4 separate regions of the Homo sapiens genome follow, and all the other regions are linked to region 1. The links are chromatin contacts, found by Hi-C or POLR2A ChIA-PET in ENCODE. All regions are on one chromosome and are shown on one strand. Each heading gives the region's core, a stretch centred on a gene start or an enhancer-like site at or near the end of the contact. The rest is flanking DNA. Distances are from core to core; before and after follow the strand shown.

Region 1 (2,587 bases), core at 25-2,524:
ATAGTATTACTATTATCCTGAAAGACCCAATGGTAGCAGTTTCTAGAAGGTCATGATGAGATTAATGAGAAGAGGTCATATTCTGGATATGTTTTTAAAGTTCAACAGGCAGGACTTAATGAACTGGATATGAAAAAAAAGGAGTAGATGAAGATGCCATCATGGCACCCTAGAAAACCTTGGACAATGCTAGCAGATGCAGGTGCAGGCAGTGCTTGATGCAACTCTTGGTTTCTCATATCCCAGGGGGTGTGGTTGGTCCCCCAGTCCACATCATCTAATTTAGTCCATGTACAAGAGTTCTTAGACACTCAGAAACACACACAGTTTCTAGAACTGAGGACAATTCTACAGCTTACAAAACCATCATGGATGATGGGCAACAATGTAATGGAATCTGTTGGTGCCATGCGTGTCGATTTCTGAGAAGTGTTGTGAAGCTTTATTGGAACTCTGGTCATTATTGTCTTCTTTTCTAGATGAGTAGTTCCCAACTCTGTCTGCACCTTAGAACCACCTGGGGAGGCTTAAAGAATCCTGTACCCCAGCTGAATCCCACACCAATGACTTCTAAGTCTCCAAGCGTGGAATCCAGGCATATGTATTTTTGAAAGTTACCCTTAGATTTTTCCTAAATGTTTTGAGCAACTGTCCATTTTCTCTTCATCTTTATCCCATAAACTAGTGATACTCTACAGGGATTATTCTTTCCCTAGGGACATTTGGCCATGTCTGGAGACATTTTGGGTTGCAATAACCCAGTTAGCATCTGTTGGGTAGAGACCAGGGATGTTACTCAGTACCCGACAATGCACAGCACAGCCCCTACCACAGAGAATGACTTCACCCTCAAATGTCAAAGTTGAGAAAACCTACCCCAAACCCTCAAATGTCAAAGTTGAGAATGAGAAAACCTGCCTCAAACCCAGGGAATTTGATTACTGCATTGATGGGTTCATTAATCATTGCCAGACATTTTTAAATGCCTTTCCTCTTTTTTTCGGTGCTTTTGAATTTAATTGACAAATTGAAGGTCGCATGGGAAGACAGCAAAGAAATAGAGGAAGAGAGAGATAGAGTACAAACACCTGCGTTGAGTCACCATTTCCTGCAGCCCTGAGTGCCTCTAGTAGCTAGTGAGGGGGACAATTAGCAGTTTTTGAGAGTGATGAGAACAACTATTTGCATGTTCTTTTCCTTCCTGAATTGTGTTTGTGAGAGCTAAGTTAATCATCTGATAGAGCCACATTCACACGCCAGGTGTTGCGGTTGAACACCAATGTCTGTTTCTTCAAGGTTTCGAAAATGGTTCACGGAAGGGCCTGCTTTTTGCTGAAATCGTGCACATGGATGATAGGAACACTTCCACTCTCAACAGTCACATGGCATCCCTTAGGAAGCTGCAGTGACCTAGAAGCCATCAAGGACAATTTCCTGAAAGGGGTTTGCTTTTCTGAGTAACCGCTTCCTGAGCTTGCTTCTCTGTTTGTGGGACCTTATTTTTCAGACTGGCTCAAATAGGTTATCAATTCGGAGTAACATTGCTCCTCTCCAGGGACATTTGGCCATGTCTGAGGACATTTTTGGTTGTCGCAACTGGAAATGGCAGAGTGTGTGTGTCGGGGGTGCTGCTAGCATTTGTTGGGCAGAGGCCAGAGATGCCACTTAACATCCTACAAAGTATAGGACTGCCCTCCACAATAATGGTCCAGCCCCTGATGTCAATAGTGTCAAGGCTGAGAAGCCCTAGAAAGAGAACAGTAGGATAAAGAAAAAATGAATGAACTTACAAATAATTTCCACTATGTGATTTAGATAGAGGCACAAATATTCCCTCTCTTCTCCAAATATTTCCTCCTTCATCTGTTGATCTTCAAGGGAGTTTTACTGTAAAACTTTGAGCTTGTCTTCATGTTCCAAGAGGGATGGAACCTGAGCTAAAATTTAATACCTGGCTATTTTTGGAGTAGTATTTTAGTTTCTAGAACCTGGGAATAGGCAGTGCCCAACTGATGCTCTTCTCATTTATTTATTAGCCTACTAAGATTTTGTGAATGGTTACAGTAAAGACAATGGTCAAATTTTATTTATCGCAGAATGTCTCTGTCATGTTTGATCATAGACACCTTTAGCAGGGTAATTTTTACTATTCCCTATTCCTTTAGGGTGATCAACTCATCCTGGTTTGCCCAATACTGTCACAATTTCAGGAGTGAAAGTCCTATATCCTGGCAACTTTCCGTATTGTGGGGTGGGTGGTCACCCTGCATTCCATGGAATTGGTTTTCCAAGTAATAATTTTTGTGAAATGCAGCACTGGTGTTTGTTATTTTATTTTATTTATCTGGTATTTTATTTGGTATTTGGTATTTTCCCAAAGGATAACTTGGTAATTAGCATTCTCCCATTGGGAAAATAATTGATCAAAAATCTGTTGTCATGGAATAGACACTTCTTTGTACACATGGTTGGACCTTTAACTAGGGAGACAAAAGATTATATTTTTAACAATTAAGGATACCTATTTTATAGAGTTGTTTCTGAATTATTCCAGATTTTTCACTTCAATATTAAATTTATTTTTATC
Region 2 (2,587 bases), core at 1-2,500, 510 kb before region 1:
TCGAAACCCACACACACGGGAAAGGGGTGCATGGAGCCCGCTCCCCGGTTTACAGAAGCAGCCCGGAGCTACCGTCATTTCATCTTCACGCGGGGTCTCCAGCGCGCCTGGATCGTTCCCTAGCCAAGCCAAGCCAGGTCTAATCAATCACGTGCGTTATTTCGTGCATCACCCAAGCCGTCATCTTATCCGAGGCCCGGAGATGAAGGAGGGAAAAAAAATCGCTTAAATGCGACCCCAACCAAGCCGGTTTTCCCTTTTTCTTTCTGGTTAACAGCACCCCCCCAACCCCTCAAAAAAGCACCCCAGGCGGTGGTAGCTGACAGTTTTCTTAAAGAATAAGGGGGGGGGGTGGGGGGGGAGAGAAAAAGAAAAGAAAAGCCTCCCATGCCTCACAGTTTGCAGAAGTCTTCCTGCCTTCACCATCTCCAGCCCTGGCCGCTTCTCTCCTTCTTCTCCCTGTACTGCAGATACATATATATTTTTTTCCTCCTCTCCCCGCCACAGTCTTCTGTTTATTTGTGTGGAAGGCAGCGCTACTTTGTAAACACATCACACACGGCCCCAGAGCCGTTCAAATAGCTGATTGCAGCAAAACGCTTCCAAACAACGGTGGTCTGGATTTTTCTCTTTAAGTGAAAATAAAACCAAATATTTCTGTGGAGAGGTTGCATGTAAAAACCGTATGAAGGTCTACACTCCCACCCACACCTAAGAAATGCAGCGAGACAGATGGGAGAAAGTCCTGTCCAAATTTTCCAAAAATAATATTAATAATCATAAAAGGAAAAAATAAAGATCAGATGAAGTGAAGCTCAAGTATCTGCAGTGAGGCTTTCCATCCTTTGCTGCAAGTCAAAATGTTTAAACGGCTTTTTAAAATGAGAATAATGTCCCAGAGACAGGTCTTAAAACTGCACCTACCTTAGCTTTGGAAGAGCTGCATCGGCCGTTAAGAGTTCTTTTTACACGTCCAGATTTTTCTAGGGAACCCGAAACGAGGTATGATTCAGGAGGATGTATTGAAAGCCCAGGAGCCTTCCCCTTCTGGAACCCCCCAACTAGATTTCCTCATCCAGAGGAATGCAAGAGCCACCAACACCGCCTAGTTTGGAGGAAATTCGTTGTTTCTGCCGCCAATAGTCTGTGGACGGGCAGAACAAGCATTACAATTGAAGCAGGAAGGGCCAAGCTAGTGGCTGAATAAGAGCTCTGTGCTAAGAGACAGAGAAGGGAGAGAGACGGTTCTGCAAGAAAAAGAGAGATTGAGGAGAGAGGTCCTGCTGTCTCCGGGGCTCTCCCTCTGCCATTGGACCAAACTGAATGAAATTTACAAAGCCAGCAGCCAATAGATCTCCGGAGTCGGCCCCATCACTACAGAAACCACATCCACAGCTACAACCTCATGCAAAGAGCTGCTAATCCCAATGCAAACCAGCTGTAACGGAGAGATCCCGGGTACTCGGGAGATAGAGCAGGTGGGCATGGCAAACGGTGCCACCGCACCAGACGCGTACAGCAAACCTTCTTCCTCTTTGCTTTTTTAGGACTCTCTAGATACCCTCCACACCAAACATGCTGCAGTATATGCAAACATCTTTAACTGTTTAAGGTCACGATCTCCAGCAGTCTCTATGTCTGCGTTATTGTAATTCATTTGGGAAGCAATGATATAAAAAAAATTTTTAAGAGCAGCAAAATTTGGAATACAGTTCTGTAAAGTACAGGACCTGTTTTATGCTCAGGGTATGGTTGAGAGGGGATCGATGAAAGCTTTTTGTTTACTTCTATTCTTATACTTTCATGATTTTGATAAAATGTTGGAATTGTGCCCAGGATGAGGCATTTGTTTTTAAATACGCCTCTTCATTTCCAGGGTCCAGGAGGTTATCTTTCCCAGGGAGTTTCAAGTTGCGGGGGGCGAGGACGGGGGTATGACCCCTGTACTTAAAGTTGAGTTGGAGAAAGTTGGATTTAAATTGGCAATGCAAAGATCAGAGGGCATAATAGAGTGTTGTGACAATGAACACGGATTTTAAAATGAGATTGCTTGGGTTCAAGATGCATGTGACCTTAGGTGTGTATTTTAATCGTTTGCCTCCATTTCTGTATCTGTAAAATGGAACAGATAATCACCGTGTAATACTGTAATGATTAGCTGAGTTAATGTGTGGGGCCAGGTAGTCTTCACAACAATATTACATGGTGATTACTTTTATTCTTCTGCTTGGCCAGAAAAGTTAGCTTTTCTTAAAATTATTTCATGGCCCATTAATTCATTTATGGAAGGAAAAAGATAGTGTCCGCAACACATAGGATATCCTCCTAATTGCTTCGGCTTTAGGCAGTAAACCAAAGCATGAAGCCTGCCATGGTGATGTGAAGGATATTTGGGCAGCCTGACCAATAATGGGGAAGGTGATAGACACCAATTTGGGGACCTGGTTTCATGTTAAGACTCTATCCTCACAAACTTTGCCTTGTTGTAAAGTCAGTTATGTTCTGTGAATCTGTTAAACTGAGATTAAAATTACCTTTCCTGTGGATTTCTTGTGGAGACTAAATGAAATAATATGTATAAAAGCAC
Region 3 (2,587 bases), core at 53-2,552, 410 kb after region 1:
TTTTTTTAATTAGTGACATGCAAATACTTCCTCCTAACTTGCAGGGTTTTGAAATGAAGGAATGATATACGTAACCAAGCAGGTCAGCTGTCTACAAAGAGTATGCAGACATGTTTATAGATATATGAAGCCTCCTGGTGATTATGTGTCATAGTGTTAACTGTGTCAAGGCTTTCGGTAGAGCTCAGCATAGTTCTGTCTTGAGTTAAAAACAGGGTTTTATTCTTTGAATTCTACTTGAATTCCTCTTGGCTGGTGAAGTTCACATGTGCTAAGACTGACTACCTTAGTACACTGCCAAGGGTTTCTTAATGCCTCGGATTGATAGAGCAGCTGTTCTCAAACGTTCACGCGCTTAAAATGCAGATTCTGATTGGGCAGGGGTAGGGTGGGGCCCCAGCTTCTACATTTACAAGTAGCCCACAGGTGATGTCCCCGGTGCTGGTCACCCTAGGCAGCCAGGCCACTTGACGGACCTTCTGTGCCTCTACACTGTTGACGGCGCGGGATAATTCCTTATGGTTGCATAGGGCACTCCTGTGCACTGCGGGAAGTTTAACAGTATCACTGGTCTGGACTCCACTAGATGCCAGTGACCCCATCACTCCTCGCCAGCTGTGACAGCCAAAATGTCTCCTGACATCGCCATTGCCAGATGCCCTCAGGGCTGCAAAACCGCCAGGTAGAGAACCGCTACCATGCAGGATGCTACCATCAAAGTGCGCCCACAGCAGCAACCTTGGAGCAGGCAGGCAAGTATCCTCCAGGCTACTTTGCAGACGGGGAAGCTGAGGCTGGGCACCGCTCAAGGTCGCACGCATGCGTAACCGAAAAGAGAGCGCGGAGGTCCCGCCGCGCCTCGCTCTGAGGAGAGGACGCGGAGCCGCGCGCCCGCCCGGTGGACCCCAGGGACTGCTCCCACGTGCTCCGGCCCCACGCGCGGGCCGCCGACCGGAAGCGGGTGCTGGGGCCGCGTAGACGCCGCGGCCACGCGCGCCCGCCAGCCCGGACATGGGCCCGCGGGCGCTCCTGGCCGCCGCCCGACTTCGGGGCCAGCCGGGGGCAGAGCGCGCGGGAGCCCGAGCGTCCCTGCATGAACACCGCCCCGCCGCGGCCCCCAGGCCGTGACGTACCCCGCGCCGACCGTCCCCACGCCCACACAAGACCGCCCTTACTGGAGGCGGCGGCTGCACACTACCCACCCAGAAGAAGTCCGTCCATGTCAAAGATGAGGTGGGTGACGGGCTGCGGGGGCGCCGCCATGGTGGCGCCTTCTGGGTCTGGGTGGGGGCGAGGAGGAAGTGCGCGCGCACCCGCCCGCCCCGCGCACGCGCACTGAGGACCTTCTCGCGCGCCCGGGGTCGCTCTGCGCACGCGCCTTCCGCGGCCCCTCGCCCGGCTCCGAGCCCGCGCGTCCTGGGCTGCCTAGTGGCGCTCCGCGCACGCGCACCTTGGGCTTTCGCCGCAGCTGTAGCTGCAGACCCGGGATGCGGCGCGGGCCGGCGCTGTATGTTTACCCGCATCAATTCCTCCTCACTTCACACCCGGAATCGGGCCAAGCTACTCAGCCAGCGGCCGCGCAGAGCCGAGGCCCTCGTCTGGGGACAAATTCAGTGCTTGAGTTTGGATCAGGGGTGTGAATGAGGAAGGAGGGACAGTACAAGGGGCTGTAGAGTGGGGAAAGGGGATTGAAGATGCTCAGGGTGGTATCACTTCTAGCCATCAGGTTGCAGACAAATGGCCTTGGTCAGGAGGTCCCTGGGTGGGTTCGCCCGAGCCCCCAGTCCCTGGACCGTGGGTGGGTTTTTCTCAGTTTCGCTTGCCCGCCTCCTTGCGGTCCTGGACCGCGACTTGAACCGGCAGCCGCGCATGCGCAGTGTGCGGAGAGGCTGCACAACCTCCGTGCCTGCATCTCTGAGCATCCCAGGCTGGTGCATTGTCCCAGAGCAAAGCCAAGCTGCTCAAGGAGGATGCTGAAATAATACTAACAGTCAACATGTCTTGCTGGTTGTGCCTTCTTAGGTATCATCTGTCTTTTGGGCTGCTCTGAGTTTTCTTTCTTTTTTAACTTTTCAAATGCCACCTAAACAGCTTTCTTTTTTTTTTTTCCCGTTTGCCATCGTCAAAAAAATACTTTTTTGTCCCTGTTTCTATTTCGTGTTCGTTTATGTGGTATATTCACGTTTAAGGAAAAGGATTGGACCTTTTGAGAAGCGGAAATAGGAGAATTTCAAGACTTTAAAAACGTGAGGGTGTGCTGGGCGCAGTGGCCCACACCTGTAATCCCAGTACTTAGGGAGGCAGAAGTGGGAGTTGGGGGAATAGTTTGAGCCCAGAAGTTTAAGAACTGCCTGGGCAATATAGCGAGACCCTGTTCTCCACAAAAGGGGAAAAAGACAAAAAAAAAAAGGTGTAAACATGAGAGTGTATTTCTAGTTTAGTGCAGACATAGTGGACAGGGGCATGCCTGGATTCAGCAAGAATTATTATCTATGATAGACAAAGTGCACCTGTGTCTGTTTCCTCCTGGGTAAAATGGAGGTGATAAAGGAGGTGAGGCAGGCCAAGCCCTTAGTACCAGTGCATA
Region 4 (2,587 bases), core at 66-2,565, 370 kb after region 1:
AACCTGAGTAACTCAAGGCTTCCTGGATTCCATCCTGCACTCGGTCTCCCTACAGAAGCTGCAGAACAGAAGGAAGGGCTGGCCCACCCTCCTCCTCAACAGCTGAGTGGTGAAAAGCCTCCTCTAAGGGAGGGTTACCCAGGCATGAGCGCTCCTTTTATTTTCTTCTTCTCTGTGAGGGGGAGAAAGAGCCAAGGCTCTCAGGGCAAGGAGATGGACGGATTGGCAGTGAGGCGGCACATTTTACTTCCTTGAGTGTTTGTTCTAGTAGTTGAGAGAGGAAGATTGACAAAAGGAAACTGCAGGCATCGAACAAGTGAGACACCACTGTCGGGTTTGAAAAGCCGAGTGAAGGAACAGAACAGAGGGCAGGCAGGACGATGGAGGTGCTCCGTGGAACTCTGACTAAGGCGAGTGTGCGAACAGGAAGAAAGGAGTGTGGACAAAGGCAGGAAAACAGCTGTATCCTCTAAAAATGCTTCCAACAGTGTTTATTTAAAGCTTAAAATGTCATGGAGCTTTTAATTTAAAAGACACAGAACTGTGGGATTATAAATCTGTAGGGGACTGTGCAGACAGACACTTTTCCTCACCATTTAGATAAAATAATCCTAAATCCGTGGAATAAGAAAGGATCTAAACAAGTAATTAAACTCCTCAGATCAAATGATAACTACAGCTGTTGATGATGGCACACTTAAAGGGACAGCGTTGTGAAAGGAAAAATGCTGAAATAAAATAAAGGAGCATAAAACACTTGCACTAGGGCCATCAGATGGATATTCTTCCCTGCTTACTAACAAGCTTGCAGCTTTAACATTGCTTCAGGGTCCTTTTTACCAGGAAAGGTCATATTGTTTTTAACATGCTAGGGCCACATACACTACTACCCTCCTTAGGAGAATTAGAAAATATCCCTTGTGACTGTGACCACTCCCCTCCTCCCAGCTGGAATCTGTGTGGCATGTTGAGAGCAGCTTCTGTAGTAGCTGCAAGGGCAGCATGGGGAGGGGGAGAGCCTGGCAGGGAGGTGGAAGCTCTGAAGAAGCTACAGGGTGCCCCAGGCTGGGGCCCAAAGACTGGCGGGTGTTTTCATCCTCAGAGGCAGCCTGAGTTCCCGGGGGCTTATGGGAGGCATTAAGGCTTAAATTAATTCAACTGTTATGGAAGCCCTGTGCCTGGAGGAAGTCTAGGCCGATGGCCTCTAAGTTTCTGTCTAAGGCGGAGACTGGGTAATTGCTGCAAATCAAGTAACATTTTATAACTGAAAATGTATCTTAAATGCTCACTAAGTCCGCCCCTGAGGCACAGTGGTTGATGTTTTACCCAACAAAGATATAAAAAGCGAGGGTTTCTCCCCAACTGCTCTCTCAGGGAGCTGTACCTGCTTACCATGCAAATGGGGACCTATCTTCAATTTTATAACTGTGAGTTGCGTTATTTACGGGGAAAACACCTTGAGCCAACTGTCATTAAGAAGCACATATGGTGATACGGTTTGGCTGTGTCCCCACCTAAATCTCATCTGTTACATGCAGCCCTGTGAAGAGACCACCAAACAGGCTTTGTGTGAGCAATAAAGCTTTTTAATCACCTGGGTACAGGCAGACTGAGTCCGAAAAAGGAGTCAGCAAAGGGAGATAGGGGTGCGGCAGTTTTATAGGATTTGGGTAGGTAGTGGAAAATTACAGTTAAAGGGGGTTGTTCTCTTGCGGGCAGGGGTGGGGGTCACAAGGTGCTCAGTGGGGGAGCTTCTGAGACTCATTGTCCAGGAGAAGGAGTGTCACAAGGTCAATCAGTTAGGGTGGGGCAGGAACAAATCACAATGGTGGAGTGTCATCCATTAAGGCAGGAAGTGGCTATTTTCACTTTGTGGTTTTTCAGTTGCTTCAGGCCATCTGGATGTATACGTGCAGGTCACAGGGGATATGATGGCTTAGCTTGGGCTCAGAGGCCTGACAATCTCGAACTGTAATCCCCAAGTGTGGAGGGAGGGAGGTGATTGGATCGTTGGGGTGGTTTCCCCCATGCTGTTCTCGTGATAGTGAGATCTGAAGGTTTTATAAGTGTTTGCAAGTGCCTCCTTTGCCCCTTTCTCCTGCTGCCTTGCCATCCCCTTCTGCCATGACTGTAAGTTTCCCGAGGCCTCCCCAGCCATGTGGAACTGTGGGTCAATTAAACCTCTTTCCTCTACAGAATACCCAGTCTCAGGGAAGTTCTTTATAGCAGTGTGAGAACAGAGTAACATTAATACACATGGGAAGGCCTGATTTTGCTCCTACCCTCATGTTCATACAAGACCTAGGGCTTTGGGGACCCAAGAGACCTGCAGAAAACTCCCAGCTCAGCTGCACGCCCTGGGACAAGTTTCTTAGCCTGTCTAACATACGATGTTTATTGGAGAAATGTATTTAATAGCCGCTGACCTGCAGAGCGGGGGTGGCCTTAAAGCTGGGGGTGGGGTGGGGCGGGGGGAGATGCTTTAGGTGTGGGAGGTGGCAGGCAGCCCAGGCAGTGAAGCCAGGTCCTCTAAAGCCTGGTGGTCTTTCGGGAAACCCCAACTCTGCAGCTTTCTAGCCGGAAACTC

What was found. A loop is a pair of places that touch in the nucleus more often than their neighbours do. ChIA-PET counts read pairs that join two places held with the same protein, here RNA polymerase II (POLR2A). Pooled maps may share reads with other maps.
Region 2: a map with no recorded cell type shows a loop between it and region 1 (7-fold over the local background). The contact joins the promoter of NLGN4X here to the enhancer-like site in region 1. A Hi-C loop is called at or near these places in 4 of 37 single-sample maps with no recorded cell type and 1 of 50 pooled maps.
Region 3: a pooled map shows a loop between it and region 1 (11-fold over the local background). The contact joins the promoter of PUDP here to the enhancer-like site in region 1. A Hi-C loop is called at or near these places in 15 of 37 single-sample maps with no recorded cell type and 5 of 50 pooled maps. POLR2A ChIA-PET finds 5 or more read pairs at or near these places in 1 of 52 experiments (activated T-cell).
Region 4: a map of GM12878 shows a loop between it and region 1 (6-fold over the local background). The contact joins two enhancer-like sites. A Hi-C loop is called at or near these places in 1 of 168 maps with a recorded cell type or tissue (GM12878), 32 of 37 single-sample maps with no recorded cell type and 8 of 50 pooled maps. POLR2A ChIA-PET finds 5 or more read pairs at or near these places in 1 of 52 experiments (GM12878).

Annotation. Positions count from the first base shown.
Region 1 is chrX:6,737,902-6,740,488 of GRCh38, forward strand. It overlaps a transcript of PUDP not described here. Among named protein-coding and RNA genes, the nearest start is that of VCX3A, 200 kb to the left of the region's middle. Within about 2 kb of position 1,275, at least 4 of the 41 ENCODE cell types and tissues checked have a DNase peak (open chromatin) inside an H3K27ac peak, as active enhancers do; they include GM12878, where a contact is called at or near this core.
Region 2 is chrX:6,227,617-6,230,203 of GRCh38, forward strand. It overlaps NLGN4X (neuroligin 4 X-linked), which reads right to left and starts at 1,251. Exons shown (of 6, transcript NM_181332.3): 1 at 925-1,251. It overlaps LOC105373156 (a long non-coding RNA gene), which reads left to right. Exons shown (of 1, transcript NR_136577.1): 1 at 1-2,587.
Region 3 is chrX:7,146,851-7,149,437 of GRCh38, forward strand. PUDP (pseudouridine 5'-phosphatase) reads right to left here and starts at 1,303. Exons shown (of 4, transcript NM_012080.5): 1 at 1,203-1,303. The coding sequence starts at 1,263. It overlaps STS (steroid sulfatase), which reads left to right and starts at 862. Exons shown (of 11, transcript NM_001320752.2): 1 at 862-1,233. MIR4767 (microRNA 4767) reads left to right here and starts at 1,010; the gene lies at 1,010-1,087. RefSeq lists a silencer at 823-1,542 and an enhancer at 1,733-1,782.
Region 4 is chrX:7,109,041-7,111,627 of GRCh38, forward strand. The region is part of intron 1 of PUDP (pseudouridine 5'-phosphatase); the gene reads right to left. Among named protein-coding and RNA genes, the nearest start is that of STS, 37 kb to the right of the region's middle. RefSeq lists enhancers at 142-211, 362-411, 1,682-1,731, 1,742-1,991. Within about 2 kb of position 1,316, at least 6 of the 41 ENCODE cell types and tissues checked have a DNase peak (open chromatin) inside an H3K27ac peak, as active enhancers do; they include GM12878, where a contact is called at or near this core.